2 separate regions of the Homo sapiens genome follow, and region 1 is linked to region 2. A link is a contact called in ENCODE Hi-C or POLR2A ChIA-PET data. All regions are on one chromosome and are shown on one strand. The core of a region is the stretch at or near the end of the contact, and the rest is flanking DNA. Distances in the headings are between cores, read along the strand shown.

Region 1 (7,907 bases), core at 522-3,021, 39 kb after region 2:
AACCCTTCTGAGACCCCGTATAGCTTTAATAGTCTTTAGTTCTAAGAAGGAAAACTATGAATCTCTCAGGTAATTTTAATATTATATAATGAAGGAAGATCTATCTTACAGCCAATAATCAGGTGTTGTATCTTTTGTAATTATTTCAGAGCGCTTTATCTGAAAGCTTCAATTTTTAAGCTATTCCAGTCTGTGTATTTTTTTTTTTTTTTTTGGTCTTTGCTATTTTTATATCACTGCGGTAGCATAACCCTGCACCAAGTACAAGACAGTATTGCAGTTTGTGTTGAATGTAAAACTGTTATTAAATGAAAGCTAATAAAGCAAATTCTTGGAAAGAAGGAAATTGTCTACATTCAAGACTTAAAATATTAAAATCAAATTTGTCTTCTAAAAATTAAAATATGAAAGGACTAAATGAAACTGTATATTTCCCCCTCTTCAAAAGTCATGACTTCATGTAGTCAAGGACCAAAATCTGATTAGTCACTCGTATTAATTATTTTTCACTGTTGCATAAATTCTGTAAAAGTGTTCCTTTCTCATATATCATCTTTGTCTCTTAAAACTGTCCTTACTGTGTTTTTGGATTTTTGTCCTTTTCATCAGAAGTCACAGAAAGCTTTTATGGCTGAATAGTTCAACCTCACCTAGGTAAAGTGCCATTGTATCTTTCTAATCCATATGTTTCCTGAGCAGTTATGACTCTTGTAATTTTATAATTATATTTAAAAGAAATAAATTGTGTGTATATATATTTATAAATATAAGTATGTGTACACACATGCATATATGCTCTGTGGGTATATTTGTATGAATTTATTGCTAGTAGTCTAAGAAAAGGATGAGATGGTATTATTAATAACTTAGATGAAGAGTGGTAAGCCAGTTTACCAAGGCTTTTCCATAAATTAGTGAGAAAGGTAAAAGTAAAAATAAAGATTAGATGGCCTACAGCTCCCTGTAAAATAATCCGTTCTCAGAACCACAGGCCTTTTGCATTGTTTTATGGGCCAACAGGCTTTCACTAGACCCTTGACATTCTTGTAGTTTAGATTTCTGGTTTTTAACATTCAGGAACTGTCCCAAAGATTCATTACATGTAATCGATTGTTTTTGGTCCTTGGGAGGAAATTTTCATCAGGTGCTCTGAGTTGACTTGAGGACTCAGCTGGAGAAGGCATCTAGTTGGCTACCCTCTTCAAGATATCTTTGTTGACTGTTCATATAAGCCATAACTATGGTGAGGAGGATGGAGTATTTGTCCATTTGGGAATTTACAAAGGTCCGTGGAACACATAACATTAAAATATCAGGTTCTTTTCATACCAGTGCTTTACAAACAGGACTTGAGAAATGAGAATAGTATAATAAATGTCAGTAGTTATGGATTTTAGCTTTTCAGCTTTTATTAACCCTACCAGTCCCAGTCCCATAGTTGAGTGAAACAATAAATGTCTGTCTTCTCTTTGCTCTCAATTTCTATGCCAAGTGCAGTTCCCTTGATTGTGAGTGCTTCAGACTCCCAGCTCTTACCTTTACCTACCTAGGTCCAATCTAAAGTTTCCGACTTTGAGGAGGTATGACTAGGTACTGTATGGGAAAAGGATAGGATAGAAAGGGGCATAGAATTCCTAGGAAATGACCACTGATTCTGGTTCAGAGGCCTAGCAGTTGAAAGCTAGAGCTGGAAATCTGGAAGCTTTATTAATGGTATTTAGTAGGTATCTGGCAGCACATCTGGTAGCCTGCATGTGCATTATTTACACAGGTATTCAGGTAGATGAAGTGACTAAATGAAGAAATATCTTTATCACACACAATGAATCATGTTCTAACGTAAGGGCAAAGAAGGAAGGTGAAGTGGTGGAGGAATAGTTTCTGAGTTACTGGAAAATATGAATGTAGACATTATTAATAAAGATTAATAATAAACCTTTTCTGGTTTAGAGCCTAATTCACATGCTTTTAAACAGTTGACATGAAATATTTCATAGATTTAAATGGGGATCAGTCTTTATACATACCCTTTTTATACAGTCATGCATCTCTTTTTTTTTTGAGATGGAGTTTCACTCTTGTTGCCTAGGCTGGAGTGCAGTGGCGTGATCTCGGCTCACCACAACCTCCGCCTCCCAGGTTCAATCGATTCTCCGGCCTCAGCCTCCAGAGTAGCTGGGACTACAGGCATGCATCACCATGCCCGGCTAATTTTTGTATTTTTAGTAGAGATGGGGTTTCTCCATGTTGGTCAGGCTGGTCTTGAACCCCTGACCTCAGGTGATCCACCCACCTCAGCCTCCCAAAGTACTAGGAGTAGCACAGGTAGCACAGGCATGAGCCACAGTGCCTGGCCCCGTATCTCTTAACGATTGGGATATGTTCTGAGGAATGCATTGTTAGGTGATTTTGTCATTATGTAAACATCATAGAGTATACGTGCACACACCTGGACGATATGGCCTCCTACATATCCAGGCTATGTGGTTATAGCCTATTGCTTCTAGGCTGGAAACCTGTACTGCGTGTAACTGTACTGAATACCAAGGGCAATTGTATCTCAGTGGTATTTGTGTATCTAGACATAGAAAAGGCACAGTAAACATATGGTATGAGAGATTACAAATTTTTACACCTGTATAGTATATTTATGATGACTGGAACTTGCAGGACTGGAAGTTGTTCTGGATGAGTGAGTGAGTAGTGAGTGAATGTGAAGGCCTCAGAGATTACTATACATGACTGTTGGCTTTACAAACACTGTGCTCTTAGGCTATACTAAATGTATATGTTTTGTTCTTCAACAAATTAACCTTAATGTAATTTATTTATTTATTTATTTATTTTTTGAGATGGAGTCTCGCTCTGTTGCCCAGGCTGGACTGCAGTAGCACGATCTCAGCTCACTGCAACATATGCCTCCCGGGTTCAAGAAATTCTCCTGCCTCAGCCTCCCAAGTAGCTGGGACTACAGGCTGCCATGCCTGGCTAATTTTTGTATTTTTAGTAGAGACGGGGTTTCACCATATTGGCCAGGCTGGTCTCGAACTCCTGACCTTGTGATCCACCTGCTTCGGCCTCCCAAAGAACTTTTTTAAATTTATAATTAAAAAAAAAAAAACTTACTGACTCTTTTGTAATAACACTTAGCTTAAAATGCAAACAGATTGTACATCTGTACAAAAACTTTTTTATATCTTTAAGGCTTTTCTCTATTTTTTTTTTTATTTTGTAAACCTTTAAAAACTAAGACACAAACGTATATGTTATTTTAGGCCTACACAGGGTTGGGACCATTAATATCAATGTCTTCTTCACTCCACATCTTGTCCCACTAGAAGGTCTTCAAGAATGATACCATGCATGGAGCTGTCATCTCCTATGATAACAATGCCTTCTTCTGGAATACCTCCTGAAGGGCCTGCTGGAGGCTGTTTTACAGTTAACTTTTTTTTTTTAATTATTAGAAAGAGTACATGCTAATGATAAGTAGTATAGTAAATAAGTAAACCAGTAGCACAATCATTTATTATCATGTATTTTGTACTGTACATAATTGTATTGTTATGCACACACACACACACACACACACACACACACACTCTGATATAAGTGGGTTGTAGTCCTCTGGTGACTTAGGCCGAGATAGTTTTTGAAAATGAAATGCCATACCTTCTTTATTGTAGTGGCAAATCAAAGCTAAGTAGCAGTAAAACTGTTAATGGACTAGGATACTTGATGCAGGGAGAGGGTCACAGGGCACAGGCAAGAATGCCCTTGCCCTAAAGACTGCAGAGTAGCAGAGCAGGAGCAGCACTTTGTGGAAAGACCCAGCTTAACCAGAACAATGCCCAAAAACCTTTGAAGTGCAGTGATGTGAGAGCGAGACTAGAAAACTTTCATTTAACAAATCTAGATAAACTTAAAATAAGAACAACAGCTATACTCTACCTGTGTTCTCTAGGTGCTAGGTATTGACTTCACACAAATGTTCATTTAAATCCTCTTATATAACCTTATCAGGGAGATAGTATAGTTATTCCCATTTTATTGGTGAAGAAACAGAGGTTTAGAGGATTAAGTGCTATGTACAAGGCCGCAGGGCTGGTAAATGGCAAAATTGGGATTTGAACCTGAATACATCTTTCTGCTTTTTGAGTTCCTACTATTAAGCACTCTCTCCTTTTTCAGTTTTAAAGGAATGTTGCAGCATAATATTACACATTAAGTTGCCCTTTCTTAGATAAATTAAAACCTTACCTAAAATGAATAATGATTCTAAGTTTGAACCATGAAATCTTCATAGCAAGGACGGATGTTATGTAACTGCTTAAACTTCTGTTCACAGATTTTTGACACTACCTTTCAAATTTATGACCTTCTTTCTATGTTTTCGTTTTTTCTTCCAGTTCTTCATACCTATAAACCTTCCTCCTTTTGACCTTGTTATTTGCATTTGAAAACTTGGTCCATAAAGCTTTCCTGAAAATCACATGGGAAGCAGTATTTCATACAGCTCCAGAAAACTTTTGGAAGGAAGGCTGACAGTGTTGGGGGCTTAATTCTACATGCTTCTTTATTCTCTGCATTTAGCTCCTGCCTGACATGTGCAGCATATTGCTAAACACATGTGAGACATTATTGTAGTGATATTTCCTATAGAAAACACCTTGGTATAATTCAAGATGAAAAATAGAATATACATGAGAGGTGAAAAGGCAACTTTGATTAGTAAAGTGCTGACATCCCAGTTGGAAGCACTGAGAAGTACATTCAATTGCCTCTGGCTTGCTGAATCTGTCTATCCCATACCCACCCCCATCTCACAGGGCTAACAGGGAAGCACATTTTGAAAATTCTGATGAATGCATTCCAATTCTCTTTTGGTGGGAAAGGCTGAGTTTGCAGGGAATTGGTAGTAAAGTATTGGCACTTTCTTTGTTTCTATAATATCAATAAATTGCAAACTGTCGTTTCTTTTACTGAACATGTGTTTCAAATACAGAGCTCATCATTAAGTCCTGTCATTTTGTGCAAAAAAAAAAAGTATGATTACATTATAGAGAAGCAGTTGACATTTATAAATAGTAAGTAGTGGCATAAAGACTTTTCTCTTTACGTAGTGCAACATGAACAGAAATCTCCGCAAGAAGTACCTGAAGATGGGTCTTAATATTTTTTTAAATATAATCCCCTGCTTAGGTAACATTACACATAGGTTAATGTGTATTTCACTTATTTCTTTGTAATACTTTTATTATCAATTTCAGAGCTCATTTCTGAGACAAAAATTCAGAACTAAAATTGATATTAAAACCATTGGAGTGGTGTTAATGGGAGACAGAGTTAAACAAATTGAGCCTTTTGTACATATTTACATTTCATGTGCTTTTTAAAAACTCAAAAAATGAATGGAATGCTTTTGAAAATCAGCATACTTATTCTACTTCTTCCTCTTTGAATAAACTGCTATCCCAGAATTTCTACTTTTTAAAAGCAGCAACAAGAAGTAAAACAAAACATTCAAAGCCTTGATGTTGAGATTTTGAATAATACATGTCTGTTTTAACATTTATCCTTAACCCCTTTCTATTTTTATCCTCTTTGGCAAAATTATGTAATAGCCTTAACTGGGTGAGCCATAGTCTCCAGATGGGTAAGATATACACAGAGAAGGAAGATATATTACAAAAGCACCTTTTAGAATATTCCATGTTCTGGCAATACAAACACGTTCTTCTGAAAGGTAGCTACTCCCAGTTTTTTGCAGTAATGTCAGGGAAACTTTATATGAGATGTAAAAATATTCCTGAGAAGTATTCTGAGTAGAAAATCCCAAAGGCCTTCTTTTTTTGTTGTTTTTAACAGGAAAACATGCTTGTACAGATGGCTAGTTGAATTTTCTAGCTTTTAAAATGGTGTACAATTTGTTGCGTTGGATCCTAAGTTTCTAGAGTGCTGCTATCTTATTGCTTCAAGGTACCTCCTAAAAGAAGCCCAGAATCTCTTGCCAAGATGCCTCCCATAGGAAGGTACCAGAACTCCTTTACATAAACATCTCTGTTCTCTCACCCAGCCCTCCCTGGCCTGTCTCCTTGACTTCTGTCATTCCTCCCTGAAATCCCTTTTCCATGAATACCTGCTTTCTAGATAGTCCTGAACTGCTGGAAAATAGATATTGTATTCCCAATAGACTGGGAGTAGAAAGGGCCCCTGGCCATTGATGGCTTTTAAATCTGGAATGTAGGTTAGAGCTACAAATTAGCTTGCAGCTACAGTCTATCTTAGAGAATTTCTTGATATCCAAGACTAATCCTAGGTATCAGATAACTTTTAATGGGCATGATAATTTTAGGCCTTTTACTTTCTGAGCATTGAATCTACCCAAGAATAGCAGCAAAGAGCTAAAAGTCTCTGGAACTGTACTGAAACACTGGGTGAGAAAGCCATTGACTTACCTTCTTAAGGAAATGAATGTTACGGTGAAATATGATTCAGGTCTGAGGGAATATCGTTTGACTATTAGTATCCCAGCTTTATTTGTACCTCTTCTTGAGAGTGTTTCTCATGAAGTTACCTTCCATTAATGTCTTCTATAGCTAGCTTTCTTTACCAGTTGGAATTGCATTTTGTATTTCTTTTTCTATCCTGCATCACCCAGCATAATGATAAGCAAGTAGATACCTTATATATTTATTAATGGATAAATATGAGTATTAACAACACATTGTGGATATATGTTCCCCTTTCCTGTGCGTGAGCTATAGTTGGCACAGTGAATTTCAGCATTATGTAGTTCACTAGTTCTTTGTAGAAATTGTTTTCTCAAAGGTAATTTCTTTATCGCCTTTAGTAGGAGATATGAAATTATTTTAAATAATTTTTTCTGAGAACTATACTGAAAAAATAGTGCCTAATTTATTAAGCTATTCCAGTGGTTATTGAGAGTAACCAATTTAGTTATAAATCTATTTTTATCACTGACATTCAGTTCATCCTACATGGTTTTCCAAAACGAACCTACCATTTTAAAAACCAAGATTGTTGGGTAGATTTTCTTCACAATTTCATCCAAAGTGAGAATCTCTGAGACAGCAGTAATATTTTGAGGGCAAAACCAAATTTTTCCAAAGGGTAACAGATAACATTGTTTATAATTTGCAAAATAGTCATAGTCAATTAGTGTGAAATACATATTTTAACTAAATGTGTACTGTGATTAAAGCTATAAGAAGTCTGTCTGACTATTTATATACAGTGAGAAGAGTCTTTCACAGACTGTTTGCTTAATTGCTGCATTTTTAAACACCACTAGCTATTTGAATTTCAGTTTGACACTGTTTTAGTTCTGAATATAGCCTGCCAAATTTGTTTATACGGTACATATGCCTCATGCAGATGTCTCTGACACCTTAATTGTTCTGTGACCTTGTACAAATTATTTAATTTCACAGGATGTCTGAATCCTTGTCAGCAAAGTGGGGAGTAACAGTACTGGTGCTATAGAATCCTTGACAGAATTATGTGAGATCTACTCTTTCCTTTATTCAGCACTCTGTGGCACACTCTAAGCTAGGTGAAACAGGGTGCCTGCCCTCATGGATCTTATTCCCTAGTGCAGGAATTAGTTGATAAATAAACACATAAATAAGCAACATAATTACAGGCATGACAAGTACTATACAGAAAATAAACAGGGACAGGTGTCAGATGGAGCCTGACTCTGGGAGACCTTTAGATGGGTGTTATGTCCAGTACTCTTGGAAGAGCATAAACAATAAATAGTAATTTTCTCCCTTCATCATCCATAGTTAATTTTTCTTTTTTTGTCCCGAGAGGGAGTCTCACTCTATTGCCAGAGTGGAGCGCAGTGGAGCGATCTCGGCTCACTGCAATCTCCACCTCCC
Region 2 (7,802 bases), core at 4,415-6,914:
ATAAATGTGTCATTGATATATTCCCTTATAAATAAGTTATTAAATAGGGTTTTATGTTTATAATATTATAAAATTGTAATTTGTATGTATGAACGTTAAGAACTTACATGGATGATGGGGGAAGTAAGAGTGGAAGTGTAAAAGATGACCTTTTTTTGGGGGGTGACTGGTATAACTTTGAGGTTTGTTTTTTAACTATAATTTTACTACTTGTTTGATATATGTTTCCCAGAAATATGGTGAAAACATCTTTCAGTCAGAATCTAAGTTAAAAAACATAAAACATAGTAAAAAGAACAAAGAGAATTAACTATGTTTGGTCTATTGAGACAACAAAAGAAAACACAAAGCACAAACTCATACTTTTTTTCGGACTATAACACTACCTCTCAGCCCTAACTGTGCCTTCTCTGATAAATCAGGATGCCGTGTGTACTAATGGGAGATGTAGCAAAGTTTAGTGGTTGCCACAAAGGTGATTTTAGGTAGTCCTAACAGGTATTGCAGTGATTTGGCGTGGTATATCAAAAGCCAGAGACACTGGTACCTTGTATTAAAACCCTGGATATTGTGTGCTGGCACCTGAAGGAAGGTTGTTTAGAAAACTTAAACTGAGAGTAAAACTCAAACCAAGTGTTTCCGTGAACATTTGTGTCTTCTTAATTTGAAAAAGGCCATGTATTAAACCAGTGCTCCTGTCAGTGTGGAACTTTCTGGTTTCTCAAGAAGAGTCTCTTAAATTAAGCACTAAGTTAATATTACACATTTAAACATTTTCGCTTTCGAAAACATACATTGTTGTGAAAGTAAAATATTAAATGTAGAGAGAAATTATCACTTACACGTGTACCTTATTTTGTAGACTATAGAGTCCATTTGTGCTATTATTATTTTCAGATGTGCCTGTAAAGTGGCTTCTTTTGCTGTTCTTTTCTTCCTGCTCTCTCTGTATACACAAATGTCCATACAGATGGAAAGGCACACAAAGACACACAGACACCCATGCTTTTGCTTTTACTGTAAAAGAGTCATACTAGAGTAGAAATTACGTGACATTAATTCTCTGTAATTCTCTATTTCTTTCCTTTCATGGCTATGTATGCCTGAATTGTATGTAGGTCTAGCATACCATTTGGGCATGAAAACGTTGTTTTACTTCACTTACCCTGGGAGACTTTTTTTTTTCCTAAATTCCTAATGCCTGTTTTTAATTTATTTTGGCAATTCACTGTGGGAGTTTTAATTAGGTAGTATGTTTGGGTTACTATTGAAGCAGTATGTATTAACTACCAAAAGTTAAACTCATCGTAAAACCCTTTACACATGAAATAACTTAGATACCTTGAGTACCAGCTTTTCTTTTCCCTGCCCTTATCCTGGATGTGTCCTTGGCAGTTTAATCTGCTTTATTTTACTCCTTTAAAAGCGTAAGATGGAATGGCTCAAATAAAATCAGTGGGATCTCTCCCTGAGGAGAATTTTGTCATCAGAAATAAAAGTGACAACACCAAGAGGGGAAGTGTTATAAATAAAGTGAGTAGTGTTTGGTAATCATCACCATTCTTGATTTCCTATGTGGAAATAGGACTTTGATATATGCATTTTTTAAAGCATCTTGCAATTTAAAAAATTACACATGGAACAAGCCAAATAAATATTTTTAAAATACTGTTTTTATTTAGAGAGAGAGACAGCTGTATAAACTGCTCTGTGTATGTGTAAAACATTGATAATACATTAGACATAATTTGCAGAAACTACTAATTTTCACATCATTTCCAAGTAGAACTGCAAAGGTACAGTACTGGTTTAGCTTTATGGTTAAAAGCATTGGCTCTAGAGCCAGATAACACAGGCTCAAACCCTAGTTCTGCCGTTTACTGGTTGTGTTACCTTGGGTAGGTTACTTGACCTTTTTGAGCTTCAGATTTCTAATCTTTATTTAATGAGTTTTAATAATAGAATAATAGGATTGCTTTGAGGATCAAATAAGTTAATAAACCACTTAGAACAGTGTTCAATAGGCTGGATTTTTGTTTGTTTGTTTGTTTGTTGCTATTCTTTTTGTGTTATGTTTTGTATCCAGCAGAAGTGGTTATTTAGCTTCCTATTTTATGAGGTAGGACTGATGGGAATTGACAGTCTTAGGAAAAAGTACAACTGTAAGTCAGTGGAAGTTTTTCCTAGTCAAGATGTCAAATGCCAGAGGTCGGATTCATGTGGCAGGATGGGGTCCAAACTGTACAAAAGCTTGGAGATGAATGAGGTGAGACAGCTAAGCTTAAGACAAAAAACAATGTGAAGTTATGTCCTTGGGCAGTGTTTGCAGTAGTATAGTGCCGCTTTGGAAAACTTAGAAGATGATCCTCAACTGTGTCCACTCAAAATAGATTGTGCATCTCAATGTCATAGAGTCAGAAATTTCTACCACTATCTGTTTAAATCATCGTTTATTTATATTCCTTAAATATTCATACCTTTCACATAAGTGAGATACATTATTTTTAAAAACGCAGTTTTCCTTCTTGATTTTTTCATATTGTCCCATTATTCTGAGAAGAGTTTATTTTATGAGAATTAAGTTATTATCTTACAGAATAAATCTGATTACTGACTAGATACAAGATAACCACATATTTTTCCTAGAATAATTTAATTCCAATTTTACTTATTTGTACCTTATATGACTTATTTTCAGGTTAGAAAAATGTGGTCCTACAGTTTTGTTTTGAAGTTTGCCTGGGCCATGTGAAGCCACCATTATCATTTACGTCAAAAATGAAGGTTATCTGTTGCCCAAGAGAAAAATACAGCATTCTCAATTTAAAACACTAAAATAGTGAGGGTTTCATAAGCTGTTTCAGTGATTTCTGACCTTGGGTTGGAAAGCTCTCATGTCTCAGTTACCTCAGTGGGTATAGTGACATTGTCCCAGTCTGCATTACCAAATTGTTTCAAATCACTTTAATTAAAAAAAAAAAAAAAAACCAGTCATGGTGACTCACGCTTGTAATTCCAGCACTTTGGGAGGCTGCAGTGGGAGGATCGCTTGAGTCCAGAAGGTGGAGACAAGCCTGGGCAACATAGTAAGACCCTGTCTCTACAAAAATTTTTTTAAAAATAAGAATAAATTATCTATATTGTAATTTCAAAGTTTAGGATTGAGAGATTGAGCTCATGCTTTTTAGTGTAATTATAATTTTGGAGCTATGCTGACATATTTGTAAACAAACGCTTAGTGAAAACTCATATAACAATAGAACAGCCAACTATACTGTATTAAGATTGCTACATGAGAAGAGTTCCCTTTAAAAAGGAAATTTCAACTCAGAGGAAAGTTTGATTTGTGTTCATTAGAGAACCAAAAATATTTAAAAATATTTTCCATGAGTTGAAAAGTAACATGAAAAAAATGGATTATTTTAAAAGCATTAATTGACACTTTAAAAAAATATATTTTTATAGAACCTCAAATTGAGTTAAAATTATACTTTTAGTCACTTTTAGGTTATAGTTTTCATATCAAATGTATTTTAAATTTAGGTTTTATGTCTTTTAAGTCTTCAAATAGGCCATTTTCTGCCTATTGCTCAAATATGTCGACCTTTATAGCATCAGGTCAGTTTACACTGAAAGCTTTCAATGTGTTTGGCATTTTTAATGGAAGTCAGGAGCTTTACAACAAAGAACACAGAAAATCATGTAAGAAGACAGTGTGAAAAAGCACTGGACTTGGAGTCAGTTATTTGGCTTCCTATGACAGGTCCCCATTTGATCACCATGTTACTCTGTGCGTGTCATGTTTTCTCGGAAGTATACCTGCCGCCATCTTGACTCCTTGGTTGAACAAATCTAATAAAGATAATGCACAGCACAGTACTTTTTGTAAACTGATACTCATCTCTGTGAAATAATTCATTTATCTGAAAAGCAATATAAATGCATGTTTAAAAATATACTGTGAAAGTCAATATTTTTATGAATTCTGCTCATGAATCCCACAACTGTATGTTGTTCTCATGAACAGTAAAATTGAAAATGTAATTATTGTTTTTATAAGGATAATTGGTAGTATAAATTTTAATCTATTTAGAATAACAGGTGGGTGAAAAGAATACAGACTTTTCCTCCAGGATGAGTCATAGATTTTAAAAATTAAGATGATATTTACCATTTAGTCTACAGTTTTGAGAATGATAGTTCTATTGCTTGAAAGAGTTAGATACCTTCCAAAAGAGAAAAGGAATGTAATGGGAGGAGAGATAGGCAACAGAAAACAAGCATCTGTCCCTTATGGAGAAAAATGTATTTTTAACAGATACTAGAGAATATAGAAGTTGCTATATCAACAAAAAATTTTTATTTGCTCAAACAGGTGGATAAGCCAATGTGTATTTACTGAATAAATGAGTATGTGCTAGTGGAAATCAATGAGTGAGTGAATAAGTGAACAAGTAAATGGATAAACTCAGTAGGTAACACATTATTCTTCCTGTTTATTATTTTTAGGAAACAATACTTATTTGAAAGTATTACAAAGAATTCACTTAAAGAACCCTGGTGAAATTCCTCATTTTCTCTTGTGGTAATAGGCAGTTGTTATAGTACAGTCATAATCTTTTGGTTGTAATTTATTATGTAGGTTGAATTACTCTACATTTACAGAGCTTTTGGGAATCAGGAGATGAGAAAACACAAATAATAAGCAAAAGGGCAGTTAGTACTATCCTAAAAATAAACATTGGCCCATGTAATCACATCCTAAATAAAATAAACTGAAGTGGGTTAAGAAAATTATAGCGGTTTAGAAGAATTTAGTGTGTTTTCTAGCCCCATTTTCATTTGATTTTGATAGTAATGATTATTAAAGGAAGACAGAGTACTTTGTACTTTTAACATTTAGCCGGCAGCAGCAATTGCAGCAATATCCAAAGTGTATTGAATGTCTTTGGTGTAGAAAAAGGCACTGGACTTGATATGATCATAGAAGGTTTTTAAGTGCTTGAGAAAAAGGTTGGGGAAGCAGGTGAAATATGAGATTAGGGCTTGTTGGAAGTCTTAGGACATTACAGAGAGCATAATAAGTCTTACTACCTCCTGGGAACAGAATGCATGGTTACAAAAATAAACTGAGGTGGAATTTGAAGAGAAGGGAAGAACTTTGGCTGACAGGGAAGCAAGATCAGGTTAGCAAAAATTCTGGCTATCAAGACCTCTCCTGGGGCCCATTCCCTAAGAATGTATCCCTTGTGCTAAATAGAGTATGTATGTACAGGCACACTGTACATGTTTGAAATACTTGAATAACAGTTCTTCAGGGATTACTGTGTAATTATTTGTATCTATTGCCTTTATCTTAGTGCTGATTTATGGGGCTAGATTTTGACTTAAGTTACCTACAATGTCTTGTTTCATAGTTTGAGAAAGTACATAAACAATATTGAAAAAACTAAACATCAGTGGTGTTATTTAGTGAATAGAACAGTTGGAAACATATCTTATTTTTAAAAGAATAGCTGAATGTGACATATCCATGGCATGTTAAAAAATGAAAAAAAATGGAAACTGACTTTGAACAGATTATTGAAATGCTAGTGTATAATTTTTCTGAGTTGCACTATAAAAAATTTTTACTCTTGCAACTAGAGGAAATCACTCAACTGGAAGTGCTGGATATAATTTCTGACTTATCCATTAGTCATCCTAATAATAAGAAAGTATTTAGTTCCTTTTTTTCATAGCGGTCCATCTTAAACAATAAAATTACATAGCCCACTCAAAGATATTTCAGGAAAATTGAGGTGTTGCTTTCAAAAAAGTATTAAAAAGTGGGCACAGTAAATTGTCTGTGTGTGTGTGTGTATGTGTGTATTTTAATGCTACTGTTTTTATCATTCATTTCTCATCATGTAGATAGGAAGGTTAGCAGAAAATTACCTTGAGATTTATAGTTGGGATGACTAGGCCTGGAGCATTGCCCTTTGCTAAGATAAGAAATATAGGTGTTAAAATTGATGTTTTCTCTTTCTTTTTAGGGAGAACATGTAATTGGTTTGGGAGGGTTGAATTTAAGGAAAAACATCTGAAACCCTCTTACACAGACTGATAGTGCTGTGATAGGAAGAAAATACCCAGAGAGAATGTACAGTAAGAAGAAGGAATCTAAAGACAAACCTTGGCGCATCTCTCTATAACCAGCAGTCAGAAAGGAGGGAAATCAAAAGAAAGTGTCAGAGAATGAGTAGGTTAATACATAGCAGGTAAATGAGGATGGTGCTTTGCCAAGGCAAAAGAGAAAAACATTCAGAAAGTAACTAGTTATTCTATAGAGAAGACAAGAAATGAGAAAAAAATCACTTTGGCTGTTAAAAGGACAGTAGTAATCTTTGAAAGCAGATGAGTAGAATTGGGAGAGAGGAGGTAGAATTCAGATTGTAAACCAGATTCCAAGAAGATGAGTCACTAGTAAATTGGGAGGTAATGCATGAGGCCTCAACACATGTAGACAACTCTATAAAGAAATTCAATAATAATAAGAGAAGTGGGAGTCAGCTGAAGGATTCAGCACAGAAGAGGTTGTTGTAGAGCAGTGAGGGTTATTCCACTGCAGAATAGTGGAAGCATGTCTTTTTCACTAAGGGAAGGGGCAGCCGTCAGTGGAGAGTGAAAGAATGAATGACAAATCGCTAAAATAGGGAAATATCAGAGAAGATGAGAAGGGATTAAGAAAAAGTGAGTTAGAGAGATTGGCCTTGAATGGAAGATTAACCAAAAACTTCCTGAGAGACAGAAATGAAGGTGCTTAGCCAGATTCCATTCCCTAATACTACCTGCATTTTGGTCATCCTTGTCATTTGGGTGGTTCCATGCCTTGGGTCCACACTCCTTTCTTTACTCTTTTTAAAAATATTTTATTTTAACTTTGACTTATAGACCCATCTCGATAGAATTTCATGAGGGCAGAGGACATGTTTTATCCATGCATGTGTTCTAATGTGTTTCGGTAACCCCCGAAGTCAGTGCTCTTAGGGGAAGAAGTTTCATAGCCCTGCCTATCGATCATAGTACAAGGCTGATGACTAATTAGCTACCTAGGTGAACCTCAAAAGCTGTTTCCAAAACAAGTCCTCAATTTCTAATGAATGGGGCAGATTATTATGTATCAGACTTTTTTTTTTCCTGTTTTTGGTTAATAAAGTTACTGCATAACAAAACATAACTTAGAGTTCAGAAGTGGATATATCCAAAGCCAGATAGAAGTTGTAACTATAATTCATTGTAATAAGTAGAAACATTTAACTGAAAAAAATGAAAAGACAAAAATTTGCAAGGCAAATAGTTGTTAAATGCCATGGTTTATACCACTATGTCAAACAAATGAGATTTCATTATGTCATTATATTTTGTCTGATCCATACCATAAGCACAAATCCCTTGATTAGAATAGTTGGATTGCATTTTCTGATTCTTACATAGCAAAAATAACTCTAAGCAAAAGTTAACTAAATGTTGTCTGCCTCTCATGTAGAAAACATGTTTTATGTTAGTGTTTGTTTTATGGTTGCTATTTTTTCTGTAAGTTATTAGTTTTCGAGTTTTATTAAAGGTGTAATTTCACAGTTGGAGTATATTTGTCAAATCCTGACCCTTTTTACTTGTACATATATGGTACAACAATTTTTTAAACACCTTTTTATGTGTAAACACTTATAGGAGGGGTTTTAAGGTAGTGGGCTTGAAGTCAGACTGCTAGTGTGTTGAATTCTGGCCTCAGGAATCACTAGCTATGCAATCAGATACAA

Evidence for each region. Hi-C counts contacts between places; a loop is a spot of excess contacts on that map. ChIA-PET counts read pairs that join two places held with the same protein, here RNA polymerase II (POLR2A). Pooled maps may share reads with other maps.
Region 1: a loop to region 2 is called in a map of mammary epithelial cell, with 2.0 times the contacts of the local background. The contact joins two enhancer-like sites. A Hi-C loop is called at or near these places in 10 of 168 maps with a recorded cell type or tissue (B cell, CD4-positive, alpha-beta T cell, CD4-positive, alpha-beta memory T cell and 7 more), 9 of 37 single-sample maps with no recorded cell type and 11 of 50 pooled maps. POLR2A ChIA-PET finds 5 or more read pairs at or near these places in 15 of 52 experiments (A673, CD4-positive, alpha-beta T cell, CD4-positive, alpha-beta memory T cell and 11 more).

The regions. Positions count from the first base shown.
Region 1 is chr3:152,387,045-152,394,951 of GRCh38, forward strand. The region is part of intron 2 of MBNL1 (muscleblind like splicing regulator 1); the gene reads left to right. Among named protein-coding and RNA genes, the nearest start is that of MBNL1-AS1, 120 kb to the left of the region's middle. Within about 2 kb of position 1,772, at least 4 of the 41 ENCODE cell types and tissues checked have a DNase peak (open chromatin) inside an H3K27ac peak, as active enhancers do; they include PC-3, where a contact is called at or near this core.
Region 2 is chr3:152,343,912-152,351,713 of GRCh38, forward strand. All of the region lies in intron 2 of MBNL1 (muscleblind like splicing regulator 1), which reads left to right. Among named protein-coding and RNA genes, the nearest start is that of MBNL1-AS1, 78 kb to the left of the region's middle. Within about 2 kb of position 5,665, at least 3 of the 41 ENCODE cell types and tissues checked have a DNase peak (open chromatin) inside an H3K27ac peak, as active enhancers do; they include PC-3, where a contact is called at or near this core.